2 separate regions of the Homo sapiens genome follow, and region 2 is linked to region 1. A link is a contact called in ENCODE POLR2A ChIA-PET data. All regions are on one chromosome and are shown on one strand. The core of a region is the stretch at or near the end of the contact, and the rest is flanking DNA. Distances in the headings are between cores, read along the strand shown.

What was found. ChIA-PET counts read pairs that join two places held with the same protein, here RNA polymerase II (POLR2A).
Region 2: POLR2A ChIA-PET joins it to region 1 with 12 read pairs in activated T-cell. The contact joins the promoter of HOMEZ here to the enhancer-like site in region 1. POLR2A ChIA-PET finds 5 or more read pairs at or near these places in 2 of 52 experiments (activated T-cell and naive thymus-derived CD4-positive, alpha-beta T cell).

Annotation. Positions count from the first base shown.
Region 1 is chr14:21,215,033-21,221,703 of GRCh38, forward strand. All of the region lies in intron 5 of HNRNPC (heterogeneous nuclear ribonucleoprotein C), which reads right to left. Among named protein-coding and RNA genes, the nearest start is that of LINC00641, 11 kb to the left of the region's middle. RefSeq lists an enhancer at 3,668-4,211. Within about 2 kb of position 3,204, at least 4 of the 41 ENCODE cell types and tissues checked have a DNase peak (open chromatin) inside an H3K27ac peak, as active enhancers do.
Region 2 is chr14:23,281,185-23,287,586 of GRCh38, forward strand. HOMEZ (homeobox and leucine zipper encoding) reads right to left here and starts at 4,948. Exons shown (of 2, transcript NM_020834.3): 1 at 4,729-4,948. The coding sequence starts at 4,768. RefSeq lists a silencer at 4,678-5,087 and an enhancer at 5,178-5,457.

The DNA.
Region 1 (6,671 bases), core at 1,954-4,453:
CCTACTATTTCGTCTGACCACAGCCAAAATAAAGCAAGTAATACAGTTTTGTTTTGAATCTATGTAACAGTCTCATGAACACAATTAGGAGTCAAATTCTCTACTTTTCTGAAGAAAAATATTTCAAAATATTTCAGCCAGTTAAGGCTTTTAGTTACACAGAATGCTGCTCAGGCAGAAATGGACTCTCATTCACATCTGAGGAAGTAGTCCTTGCCTCGAAAAATGTTGAGGACGGTAAGTGTGAAAATAGAAAAAAAACATACATAGTGTGACAACCTTTAAGTTAAAAGGGATATATATTAAGAAGCTCAGTATGACTACTTCAAGCACCAGCTAAAAATTAAGCGGAAATTCTCACTATGAGAAAGCTATACAATAGATGAGGCAACAATAGCTGATTACTTACTGATTAAGGCTAGGCTGTTTAAAATCTTTTACCAGGGGAACAAGGACTAAACCCTAGGAGAATTGTAACTGCACCCATAATCAAACTTGATGGTGTTGGTATAAAATCTAGTCAGATTAAGAAATTAAAACACTCTAGAGACATTAATCACCTGAACAGATTAAGACAAAATACACCAGCCAGGTGTGGAGGCTCATGCCTGTAATCCCAACATTTTGGGAGGCGGAGGCAGGTGGATCATGAGGTTACGAGTTGAGACCAGCCTGACCAACATGGGGAAACCCCGTGTATACTAAAAATACAAAAATTAGCCGGGCATGGTGGCACACGCCTGTAATTCCAGCTACTCAGGAGGGCTGAGGCAGAAGAATTGCTTGAATCTGGAAGGCAGAGGTTGCAGTGAGCTGAGATCATTCCACTGTACTCCAGCCTCAGTGACAGAGCAAGACTCCGTCTTAAAAAAAAAAAAAAGAAAGGAAGAAAGAAAGAAAAGGAAAAGAAAAAGAAAAAAAAAACAACAAAACACACCAGCTGGATGCAGTGGCACACCTGTAATCCCAGCTACGCAGGAGGCTGAGGCACGAGAGTTGCTTGAACCCAGGAAGGAAGTGGGGGTTGCAGACAGCCATTGCACTCCAGCCTGGGCGACAGAGTAAAAACTTTTGTCTCCTCCACCACCAAAAAAAAAAAAAAAAAAAAAGACAAAGAATGTCTACCCCAATTCCAAAGTAAAAGCATTACAAGACATGTACTAAGAAGAGGTTTTCAAAGGGAAGCTTCTTAAATGGAAATTCTGACCATAAGACATTAGCTGCAAACAGTGACATTTCCTGGGTCTCAAAAAACCTAGTAATACATGTCAACACTACACCAGAGTAGACGTTAATCTATTAATAATAAAGCTATCATTTGGTACATGGACCATTTAATGGACCACAGCTGATTCTCATCTTAAAAATGTGAACAGATTGAAATAATCTGTTTTGCCGGACAGGGTGGCTCACACCTGTAATCCCAGCACTTTGGGAGGCTAAGGCGAGCGGCTCATTTGAGGCCAGGACATGGAGACGGGCCTGACCAACATGGTGAAACCCAGTGTCTACTAAAAATAGAAAAAATTATCCAGGTGTGGTGGCACATTCCTATAATCTCAGGTACTCCGGGGGCTGAGGGACAACAATCGCTTGAACCTAACAGGCGGAGTTCATAATGAGTCAAGATCCCACCACTGCACTCCGGCATGGATCACAGAGTAAGACTCCGTCACAAAACAAAAATTAAGAGAACCAAAGGAGCAGTTTTTTCCATTCTATCTCCAGTAAATACTAGTTAAATGAACTACCAACTGATGACAGACATCTGCCTCAAACTTAACTATGTAGATAAAAAAACTGATATAAAAAAGTTTAACACAGGTTTACATTAAAATTTAAATAACAATATGTCAAATTGTGACCGAAAACAATAAATCCGTTAAACTAGCTAGCTAGCTAGTTCCGTACTATCACTGGAATTTCCTTTTAAAACCTACTATTTCATCTGACCATAGCCAAAATGAAGCAAGTAATAGTTCTGTTTTGAATCTATGTTAACAGTCCCATGAACACAATTAGGAGTCAAATTCTCTACTTTTCTGAAGAAAAATATTTCAAAATATTTCAGCCGGTGGGGCTTTTAGTTACAAAGAATGCTGCTCAGGCAGAAATGGACTCTCATTCACATCTGAGGAAGTAGTCCTTGCCTCAAAATGTTCGTAACATAGTTGGAATTCTTGATTTTGTGCTTAAAAATAAATCAACCAGCAAAATTTTTGTAGCTTGTGTTTTATTTCTAAACTGAAATCAATGATTTCTAATGTTATTTGCAAGTACTTCACCACAAACATGCTGTCTTAGTCTAGCATCAGTTTACCCGGATACTATCAACTGCAAGCACCACTCATTTAAAATATAAAACGACTAAATGGTAAACCAGTATGCTCATTTGCTCACCACTGGAGCTATACAAGGTATTCACCACATGGGGAAACTCTAACATAATTTTTAAAGAAAATATAATTCTGGTAATTAAGGGGGAAAAAATGGAAATAGATTATTACCACATTGTTGGGTTAGCCTTGTCCAAAGATCACTGATATGGGTTGGGGAACACCATAAACATACCTACTACCAAAGAATAGGTAGCAATAGCTCCTATACTGAGCCAATGGCATCAATCAATAATTGGTTCTGTAATATTCTATCAGAAAGAATTACAAATATTAGTATTTAGGGATATTTTTGTAAATTCTAAGCCATTTGATTGAAAATGGCTCCACGAAGAAAAAATACATTAAATGTACATACTTATTTTAAGAGGAATAAAATTTGACATCTTAATGAAATGTTGCATATTAAGGGAAAAAGTGGTGTGTCTTGATGGTTTCATTAGGAAACTATCTTAACACAAAACCAGACATTTCATGGGAAGACAATTTGAAAATGCACCTGAAAACTTTCTCAGTCAAAAAGAATCTAGTCTGTAACAGGCAGGTTGCTTGAGTCCTAGATCAATCATCAATTCTGAAACTTGACTGGATTCAAGACTGTTTTAAGAAAGGGAAAAAAAAAATCCCTGGCTTTTCTTGTTTATATGCCTCAGTCTCCCAAGTAGCGTGGATTACAGGTACACGATACCAAGCCAAGCTAGTTTTTGTAATTTTAGTAGAGATGGGATTTCACCATGTTAGCCAGGCTGGTCATGAGCTCCTGGACCTCAAGTGATCCACCAGCCTCACCCTCCCAAAGTGCTGCAATTACAGGCATGAGCCACCGTGTGCAGCCACAAATAACTTTAACATTACTCATTTGTCATGGTATTCAACAATACACATACTCCCATATGTCAGTGTTGATCTTTACCAAAGATAAAATTTTAAACTGACAATGTGGTGCAATTTTATTTTTTAAAAAACTAAAATTGAGGCTGGGCATGGTAGCCCATGCCTGTAATCCCAGCACTTCCGGAGGCCGAGGCAGGTGGATTGCCTGAGATCATGAGTTAAGAGACTAGCCTGGCCAACATGGTGAAACCCGGTTTCTACTAAAATACAAAAAAATCAGCAGGGTGTGGTGGCATGCACCTGTAGTCCCAGCTACTCAGGAGGCTGAGGCACTGCTTGAACCTGGGAAGCAGAGGTTACAGTAAGCCAAGATCGCACCACTGCATTCCAGCCTGGGAGACAAAGCGAAACTCTCTCTCAAAAAAAAAAAAAAAAAAAAAAAAAAACTGAAATTGAGTCACATGCAGTGGCTCTCATGTGTAATCCCAGCACTTTGGAAGGCCAAGGCAGGCAGATCGCTTGAGCCCAAGAGTTCAAGACCAGCCTGTGAGACAAAGAAAAAAAAATTGCTGGGAGCAGTGGCTCATGCCTGTAATCCCAGCACTATGGGAGGCCGAGGAGGGCAGATCATGAGATCAGGAGTTCAAGAATAGCCTGGCTAATATGATGAAACCCCATCTCTACTAAAAATACAAATATTAGCTGGGCATGGTGGCACATGCTTGTAGTCCCAGCTACTTGGGAGGCTAAGGCAGGAGAATCGCTTGAACCCAGGAAGCAGAGGTTGCAGTAAGCCAAGACCGCACCACTGCACTCCAGACTGGGAACAGAGCGAGACTCTTTCTCAAAAAAAAAAAAAAAAGAAGAAAAAGAAAGGGGAAAAAAAATTACATATTTTTAAAATTCTCATTTTATCAACATAGAAGAGTAAGAAGTTCTTTCACTTACAATAAAATTCCTTTTAAGGAACAGATATGATTGCTAGGCAACAGAGTGAAGGTGCATTTCAGAGAACTGGGAACTATTTCTATCTTGGTTATAGTTATGGTTATATGACTATGCATTTTGTAAATCAAATCTGATGTAGGAATTATACACCAAAAGGGTGAATTTTATTGTGTGTTTTCTATGCTGACTCCAATTTCTATCTTTCCATTCACTTGAAATCTGTGTAAGATTTCTGCCTTTAACAGTACCTACCTTTGTCAAAGGTCACCAATGACACCGCTAATTCAAAAAGACGTTTTCTAAATTCTCATACTACTTCAACTATTAGTGACATGAAAGACCTTGTTTGCCTTTCTACTCTTTTGACATATATTCATACAGTTTCCAAGATACTTCATGCTTCTCCATTTTTTTCATTTTGGCATTTTCAATCTCCTTTGCTCATTTCTTCCTTACCGCCACATTCTTTAAAGGTCACAGTACCCCCAGAATCTCTCTTCTGTTTCCAATCATCCAGTATTGCGGTTTTATAAACTCTAAGCAGATGACTCCCTTAGAACCATATAAACAACTGCTTACTTAATATCTCTCCAAACGGATCAACTTTAACATGTCCACAACTGATTTATGATATCTGCTCCTCACCTTAGCTCCTCCCAATCACTGTCACTGTAAATTCCATAATTCCAGTTGTCCAGACAAAAACGCTGGCCACATCTGATTCCTCTCTCAAGCCTCACAACATAAGCAAATTTCTCAGCAACACCTTTAAGATCCATCTGCTTTTCATCACTCCCATTGCCATTTCTCTGGTCCCACCAAAAATCACTGCTTCTCTGAACAGCCACCCATTATCTTTCTCAGTAAGAGTGATCTTGTTAAAATATGAGTAAGACCCTCCCATTCTCTTCACAAAGCCCTCTAATAGCTTCCCATCTCATTCAAAGTAAAAGCTAAAGACATTATGCCTTATGCGTCACGTGATGTCTTTAACCCAACCCCTTTTCTCTGAGGCCATCTATTTCTGGTTTTTTTTTTTTTTTGGAGACAGAGTTTTGCTCTTGTTGTCCAAGCTGCAGTGCAATGGGCACAATCTCAGCTCACTGTAACCTCCACCTCCTGCATTCAAGTGATTCTCCTGCCTCAGCCTTGTACTACAGGCGCCCACCACCACGCCCAGCTAATTTTTTGTATTTTTGGTAGAAATGGGATTTCACCATGTTAGCCAGGCTGGTCTTGAACTCCTGACCCCAGGTGATCCGCTCGCCTCGGCCTCCCAAAGTGCTGGGATTACAGGCGTCAGCCACCACTCTCGGCCTCTATTTCTTATTATAGTATTCCTGCTATATACAATGCCTCACAGCAGGATCATAACAAATATTTGTTGAGTAAATAAATGAAGTTCCCAACTGACTTCTAGGAAATAATAATCCATAAATCACACAATCAACAACGTGTAACAAACCGAACCCTATCTATGTAATAGCTGAAAAGCCAGGATTGGTGTTTTGATTTTCTGGCTTAATAAAGATCAAAGCAGGGGACTTCCCAATGAAAATCGAATAAAAGTTGAATATCATACTTTACCAAAAAATTCTATCTGTTTTCAAGGTATTTATTTAAAAAAAAAAAAATCAGCTATTGGCCAGGCCCAGTGGCTAATACCAGCAGTTTGACACCAGCCTGGGCAACATGGTGAAACCCCGTCTCTACTAAAATACACAAAAAAAGTCAGGTATGGTGGCGCGCCGGTATTCCCAGGAACTCACAAGAGGCTAAGGCAGGAGGATCCCTTGAAACCGGGAGGCAAAAGGTGCAGTGAGCTGAGATCGTGCCACTGCACTCCTGCCTCAGCAATAGAGCAAGATCCTGTCTCAAAAAAACAAAAAACATGCAAAAAACACAGCTATTGTGCCTGTGATGAACGTGAATTTGGAGGTGAAATCATATGCCTGCTGTAAGGACATCACAAATACCAGTTTATTTCTACAGATGACTTTCTCCTATTTACTCTTTCAACATTCGCTCTACAACTGCAGTCTGGGTTATTTCCTTCCTGAAGAGTAGGCTTTAGTCATTACATTTCTTATAACTTACACAACTCTAGACTTATTCTACCCAGTAAAACTGATTTTTGCAGCATTCTAGACCTGCACTATCCAATTCTATAGTCACTAGTCACATGTGGCCACTGAACTTAAATGTTCTACTGAACAGCAAGCAATGTTCTAGTTTGTTGCCTCCACAAACTTCCATCTACCGCTTATATGTAATTACCAGAGTCCAGTAATCTATAATTTACTGTCTATTACAAAACCCATAATCCTTAAAAACTCTACAAAACGACTTAGCACAAATGGATAGTTACATATCTCCTATAACTACAGAGCAGGATGGTGGAATTATAAGAAACAGTTAAAATTTTCTAACAGTATCAGATGTTGTACTCAGAGTCTTGTTTCCAGAATATATAACGAATCCTACAACTAATTC
Region 2 (6,402 bases), core at 3,698-6,197, 2.1 Mb after region 1:
TGTGATCGCAGGGATTTTACACCATGATTTTTAAAATTCAGAAGCATTTTAATACGTGTCACCATTTCCTTTTAACAAGCAAATCTAACTAACTGAGGCCACGCAGACCCTGAAAGCAATACTGCTTGAAGAGCCCCTTAAGAGGGTCAATGGAGGCAGCATGGCATGACGGGTAGAAATATGAATTCTTCAATAAGGCCAACCTCTGAGTTTGAATCCCGGTTCTGCCACTTATCAGCTATGTGATCTCAGGCAAGTTACTTAACTTACATGAGCCTGGTTTCCTCCTATGTAACAAAGTGAAGACAGTGCAGAGAGTACGTAAGAGTACTACGTGCTAGGTGTTATGCATAGGCAGGGCATAGAGCAAATGTTAGGGGATGGATGTCCGGGGTGAGACAAATTAATGCAACTCCACTTCCTAGAATGCTGCTTGTCCTCAGGCAGTTATTTAACTTCTCTAAGTCTTAGTTTCTCATGAGAAAAAAAGCACCTTGGGCCGAGCGCAGTGGCTCATGCCTGTAATGCCAACACCTTGGGAGGCCAAGGTGGGCAGATGGTTTGAGCCCAGGAGTTTGAGGCCAGCCTGGGCAACATGGTGAAACTGTCTCTACAAATAATAATAATAATAATAATAATAATAATAATAATAATACAAAATATTAGCTGGGCATGGTGGCGCAACTGTAGTCCTAGCTACTCGGGAGGCTGAGGTGGGAGGATTGCTTGAGCCTGGGAGGTGGAGGTTGCAGTGAGTCGAGATTGTGCACTGCACCACAGCCTGGGTGACAGAGACCCTGTCTCAAAAAGAGAAGAAAAAAGCAAAAAAGCACCTACCCAGCAAGTTTATGACTAAATGAAAAAGTGCACTTGACATTATAACTAGAACAAAGTAAGGGCTCAATAAATAGCAGCTTTTATCATGACTTCAACTTCATGGAGGTGATTTTGATGTGAAGTAATGCTCCTCCTAGACAATGGGGTAACTGGGACAAAGACTGAATCATTTAACATTCACTGTTTTCAATCTATTTTTGCAGAGCCCTAATTCTAGTTAGCGATGAGGAAACCAGTGTATCTGTGATTCTATACTTTTACATTTTGGGGTTTAAATACAATTTCAGAATGTATTTGCCACTTAAAAAAATGTATGAAAACCAGTGCTTTAGAACTGCATCCATAATTTGGATCCTTTGTGATCGGTGTGTCAGTTGCCTATGTGATAGTTCCACCTTTCGCCTTCCAGGTTCATCCAGGACACAGCTGAAATGGCCTGGGAGGCACTGCTTGCATGGCCAGGTGCTAAACTACCATTTACAAATTGTGGCCCACCGAGAACACCACCAAATCCAAGCTGGAGAACACTTTATGATGGCAATGCTTGACGTCTACTTAACCTCATTTGTGTCCTATTATATAAAGACACAATAACACTTTAGAGATAAGGAAAATAAAGCATAAGGAACAAAGCAGTCCAGTGTGAGGATGAATACTGCCAGATGGGAATATAAGGCAGGCACATTTATAAGTATTAAAAGCTGTAAGGAAGCATTTTACTTTCGTTTAGGTGGCTTGATGTCCTTCACATTCTCGGCATCAGCTTGATATTTCAGTGTAACATACAGTACTGCAAACAACATATTTGGTGTACTATATGCATTCAGTTTTCACTTACACAAAACACCAGTTATGGAACACTTCCTGAAACAGAATGGTGGCTTAAATCAAGGCACAGCTGTATAGCTGGTACTTCCCTGGAAGAATCTGGCTTTGAACTAAGAGAAAACCACAACCAGAATGGCTCATGAGAATTATAACAGGTAGGGTAGACCCTATAGTAATCAAAATCATAATAAAGACACTAGAGTATCTTGTGTTCTTGTGTGTCCATTTTGGATTGAGTAGAAAAAGAAGAGAATCAAAAGCTGAAGTGAGGAGTCCTAGCGCAGAGGAGGTAGTGGTGGTGGTGGTGGTGAATATCTATTCTGAACAACTTCTAAATTTGTATCCTTATTAAATATGCCAGATATGTCCCATTGCTACTTAAAAATCACTAATAAAAATATATGGAGTCATGGCTGGGTGCAGTGGCTCATGCCCGTATTCCCAGCACTTTGGGAGGCAGGAGGATCACTTGAGCTCAGGAATTCAAGACTAGCCTGGGCAACATAGCGAGACCTCGCCTCTACAAATAAATATATAAATTTTAAAAATTGAAAAAAAAATTCTCTCTCTCTCTCTGAGACAGTATAACACCCTTCTTTCCCCTTGGGCTTTCCATATCCCTGGACAGATGGAAGACAAGAACGGACTGTCTTAAACTTCCAGTTTCTGTGTTTACACAGTCCTAGGAAAAAGAGGACTCTAGAACTTTAGGTTTGAACCTAGGCTTATCGTTAAAGTAGGAGACAGTTAAAGTGGGAGGCGAGGCTGGGTCTAATGGCTCACGCCTGTAGTCCCAGCACTTTGGGAGGCCGAGGCGGGAGGATCACTTGAGGTCAGGAGTTCGAGACCAGCCTGGCTAACATGGTGAAACCCCGTCTCTACCAAAAATACAAAAATTAGCCGGGCATGGTGGCATGCGCCTGTAGTCCCAGCTACTGGGAAGGCTGAGGCAAGAGAATCGCTTGAACCTGGGGGGCGGACGTTGCAGTGAGCCAAGATCACGTCACTGTACTCCAGCCTGGGGGACAGAGTGAGACTCTGTCTCAAATAAATAAATAAATAAAAGTGGGAGATGAGATATGATCCTTTAGAATTCCCTAAATCTTTATTTAGAGACAATCTGAAGCACTCCTGAAATGTGTTTGGGGATACAGTTTTAAGGGCCTTAAAGACTTATAGTGATATTCAGCTTATATGCTTCTTAACTTTTTAGTTCATGAACCTCTTTGAGAATCAGACAAAAGTTACAGACCCTCAGAAAGTTATGACTAACCTTCCCAAAATAAACATTCACACTTACACAATAAACTCAGGGGCTTTAGTTGCTGCCAAGAAGCCAGGTTAAGGCTTACTGCCTCATATCCTTCCAACTTAACAAAGGCAATAGTGATAATCACTTAAAGATGAACAGTTTGATGTGAATGAACGTAAAGAGTTGATGGAATACTCAAGAATTCAAGTGCGTCTAGAAGGGACAAAGTATTTGTGATATTAGTTGGAAAGAGTGGAAGGGAGGGATGCTCAACTGGGCCAGGAGCCTGGCTTAACTGAGCCACTGGATTACATGACCAATACCCACAGTACACTGGAAACTAAAGGCTAAGTAGGCTGCTACTAGTGCGCCAAAATCATCTGCTTCATTCAGTTGTCCTGTGTCCTGGGGCCAGTTTTGTGTGATTACAAACCTGCTTATGTCCATATTTTTCAGTGTCTATATAATAATGTAATTAAACCTCATGTTAAACCTATGAAAAATCACTGCATTAAAAATTGTTTCTTCAGGAATACTGATTTTTAAAAAATTGCTCCTATGAAAACTAAGTCAAATGTTTTGGAGAGACATAACGCAAGGAAGAGTATGCATTTTAAAAATTGTTGAGTTGGGAGTGAGCAAGACAACTGTAAAAGATTGAGCGGTGGGACTTAATCTCAAAAGTACTCTGCACTCAGAAGTGTCTAAATTCATACTTCACTTTAAATAAAGCAAAACGGGAAACCAAAGATGATGAAAGTGCCTGAGTGGCTCTCAGACTGCACACTAGAATTACCTGGGAAGCTTAAAAACCAGGCCACCCTCCTTCCCATTCAGGTTCAATAGTCTGTACTGGGGTCCAGGCATCCAAAGTTTTTAAAAGTTCTCAGGGTACAGCCAGGTTTGAGACTCCCTGTGTAGTTAATACTGGAAAGAGAATTGGGAACTCTGAACAGCAGTCTTAGACACAAAAACAGTCTCACCACTACATCAAAAGATTGGTGAAATGGATATACTTTTAATTATAATGTTTAAGATATGTATGCATTATCTTTAAAATTCCCAATCTGGCTTTTTCAATTACTACCAACTAACCGAATCATGTAATATAAAAGGGCTTCAAGTGTATGATGGGAAGGAGGTTCACATGACAAAAAAAAAAAAAATCTCCTGATAGGGGCCCACATTACCAAACAGGTCTCAGCTTGAGTCTTCTTTCAGTTTAGGAGTCTCAGAATAGGACGCAACACTAGGAACCCCAGAGGACTCAGGTTCTCAGTTTCCTGGTTGGTTCTCTTAGTATGGCTGGGTACGGGAGTCAGAGGGGCAGTTTCTTCTAAACCTTTCATTCCCAAAGGCCACTGATCCCCAGAAGCAAGGCCAGGTTCTGCACGTGTGTTGAGGTCGCCAGGAGGTAGCCGTGGGGGTTGGGGGTTTGTGTGGCGGGGGGGCCTGGGAAGGAAATGTTTCTCCTATCCTCCATTTCACAGGCAGTCCAGAAGGCTCCGAACTGGGTCAGGGAACAAAAAGTTATTGCACTTGGGACGATAAGCCCCATGAGGCAGGCGAATCTCAATCCTACTCTCGCCAAGGGCGCCCCAACCCAACCTTCTTGCCCTCCCCTACACAGACACTCACCCTCCCCTAGTTACAACAGGGGAGGGAACCGAAAAGTCCAGAGGAGAAAAAAGAGAGAACCGGGCCACTTCGAACCTAGAATTATCCCCCCACCAGCGCGGGGATGGGGCTCCAGAGGTGGGAGACCGTACACGAGCTGGGAGGGGAAGTCCAAGGGGCTGGGGATCACTCACCGCAGTCCAGCCCGGGCGGCGGCTCCCAGCCTCGCACCATGGGCCGGGGGGAAGTGGGGGAGAGGGCAGGGGGCCTCCGAGTGGGAGTGGGGTTGCTGCCCGGTGCGGCCGCTCCGAGCCCACCCCAGCGATGGCCGAAACCGGGACTGCCCCCCCCACCGTCCCCGGGAGCGCGCCGGTCTACCCAGCCCTGCTCGAGCAAGTTGGAGGCGGGGCGGATGGGTGGGGTGGGCGTCCAGAGGCGGTGCCAAGGTGGCCCGAGTCCTGATTGGTAGGCGCAGGCGGGCGGGCACGGGCGAAGCGCACTGGGCTGGCCATTGGCTGCGTGGGTCTCGGCTGAAGTCAGGTATTGGCTGCGTGGGCCTCAGCTGGGGTCATCTATTGGATGCGTGGGGCAGGGAAGATGTCCCCTGGGGCCAAGCTGCAGTGCATGGTACCTCCCCCTACCGTCGACCTATCGGCGCCGGACCTTTGGAATACACCGGACCAGGATCCTTCCGAAATTCCCCAAGGAGGGATACTGCACTTTGCTGAACTGTCTGGACCGCCAACAACTCCCAATTTGTTTCCTTCTGAAGGAAGCCCTCCAGGAAGACCTTTTCAGTGCCCCCTCCGGAGCCATACAAACGAGCTGCGCCTTTCCCAGCCGAGAGCCCAACCGCCACCAGCAGCGTCAGCTGTAACAAAGCGCCTAAAGCAACTGGGAACTTGTTCTCGAGAGGGATCAGATGTCTTGCCACCCGGAAAGACGAGGACCTTAGGAGCCTGCGGGCGACTTAGGCCGTTCCCCGGGTCAAACTGGCACCAGACAGATGTTCCCAAAGACGAAGTGCTGGAGCAGTCACCTCATTGGGACCTACCAGACCCTCAGGCTCCCCTCCCTGCCCTAGAAAAGAGGACGCGGAGCTCTCCATAGTATTTGTTTTTCGCTAGCTAGAAAGGGATGAAGACTGAGGTGGGAGAATGACTTGATTTCAAGAGTTCGAGGCCAGTCTGGGCAACATAGCGAGACCTTGTCTCAAAAAAATTTTTTTTAACTTACAAAAAGAAAGGGATGCCAATAAAATGGACTTCAACAAAGCAGTATCCCACACAGTATGAAGTTATGGGCCAAAATTTGTATTTTAGGATTCCCCATCTTCTGTGAGACAGAGTAACAAATGTAAGAAGACAGGCTTGCTCAATTCTGTTTGGCAACATAATTTCACAAAGCCTCTGACTCTGACGTCTCTGGAAAGATCCTTTGAAGACAAAACAGGATAGGGCACACAGTCCTCTATGTCTCTTGCCTGAGTCGCTATATTCCTTAAAAGATAAATGGGCTGGGCGCAGTGGCTCATAAACCTAATCCCAACGCTTTGGGAGGCCAAAGAGGGAGGACTGCTTGAGGCTAGGATCCAAGACCAGCAAGGGCAACATAGCGAGTCCCTGTCTCTACAGAAAAATTTAAAAATTAGCTGGACTTGGTGGCATGCACTTGTAACTACTCAGGAGGCTGAGGCAGGGGGATCATTTGAGCCCAGGAGTTGTAGGCTGTAGTGAGCTATGATTGCACCACTGCACTGCAGCCTAGGCAACAGAGTGACACCCTGCCTCTAAAAATTTAATAATAATAATAATAATAATAATAATAATAATAATAAAAGATAAATGACCCTAGTCCTTGCCTTTTCC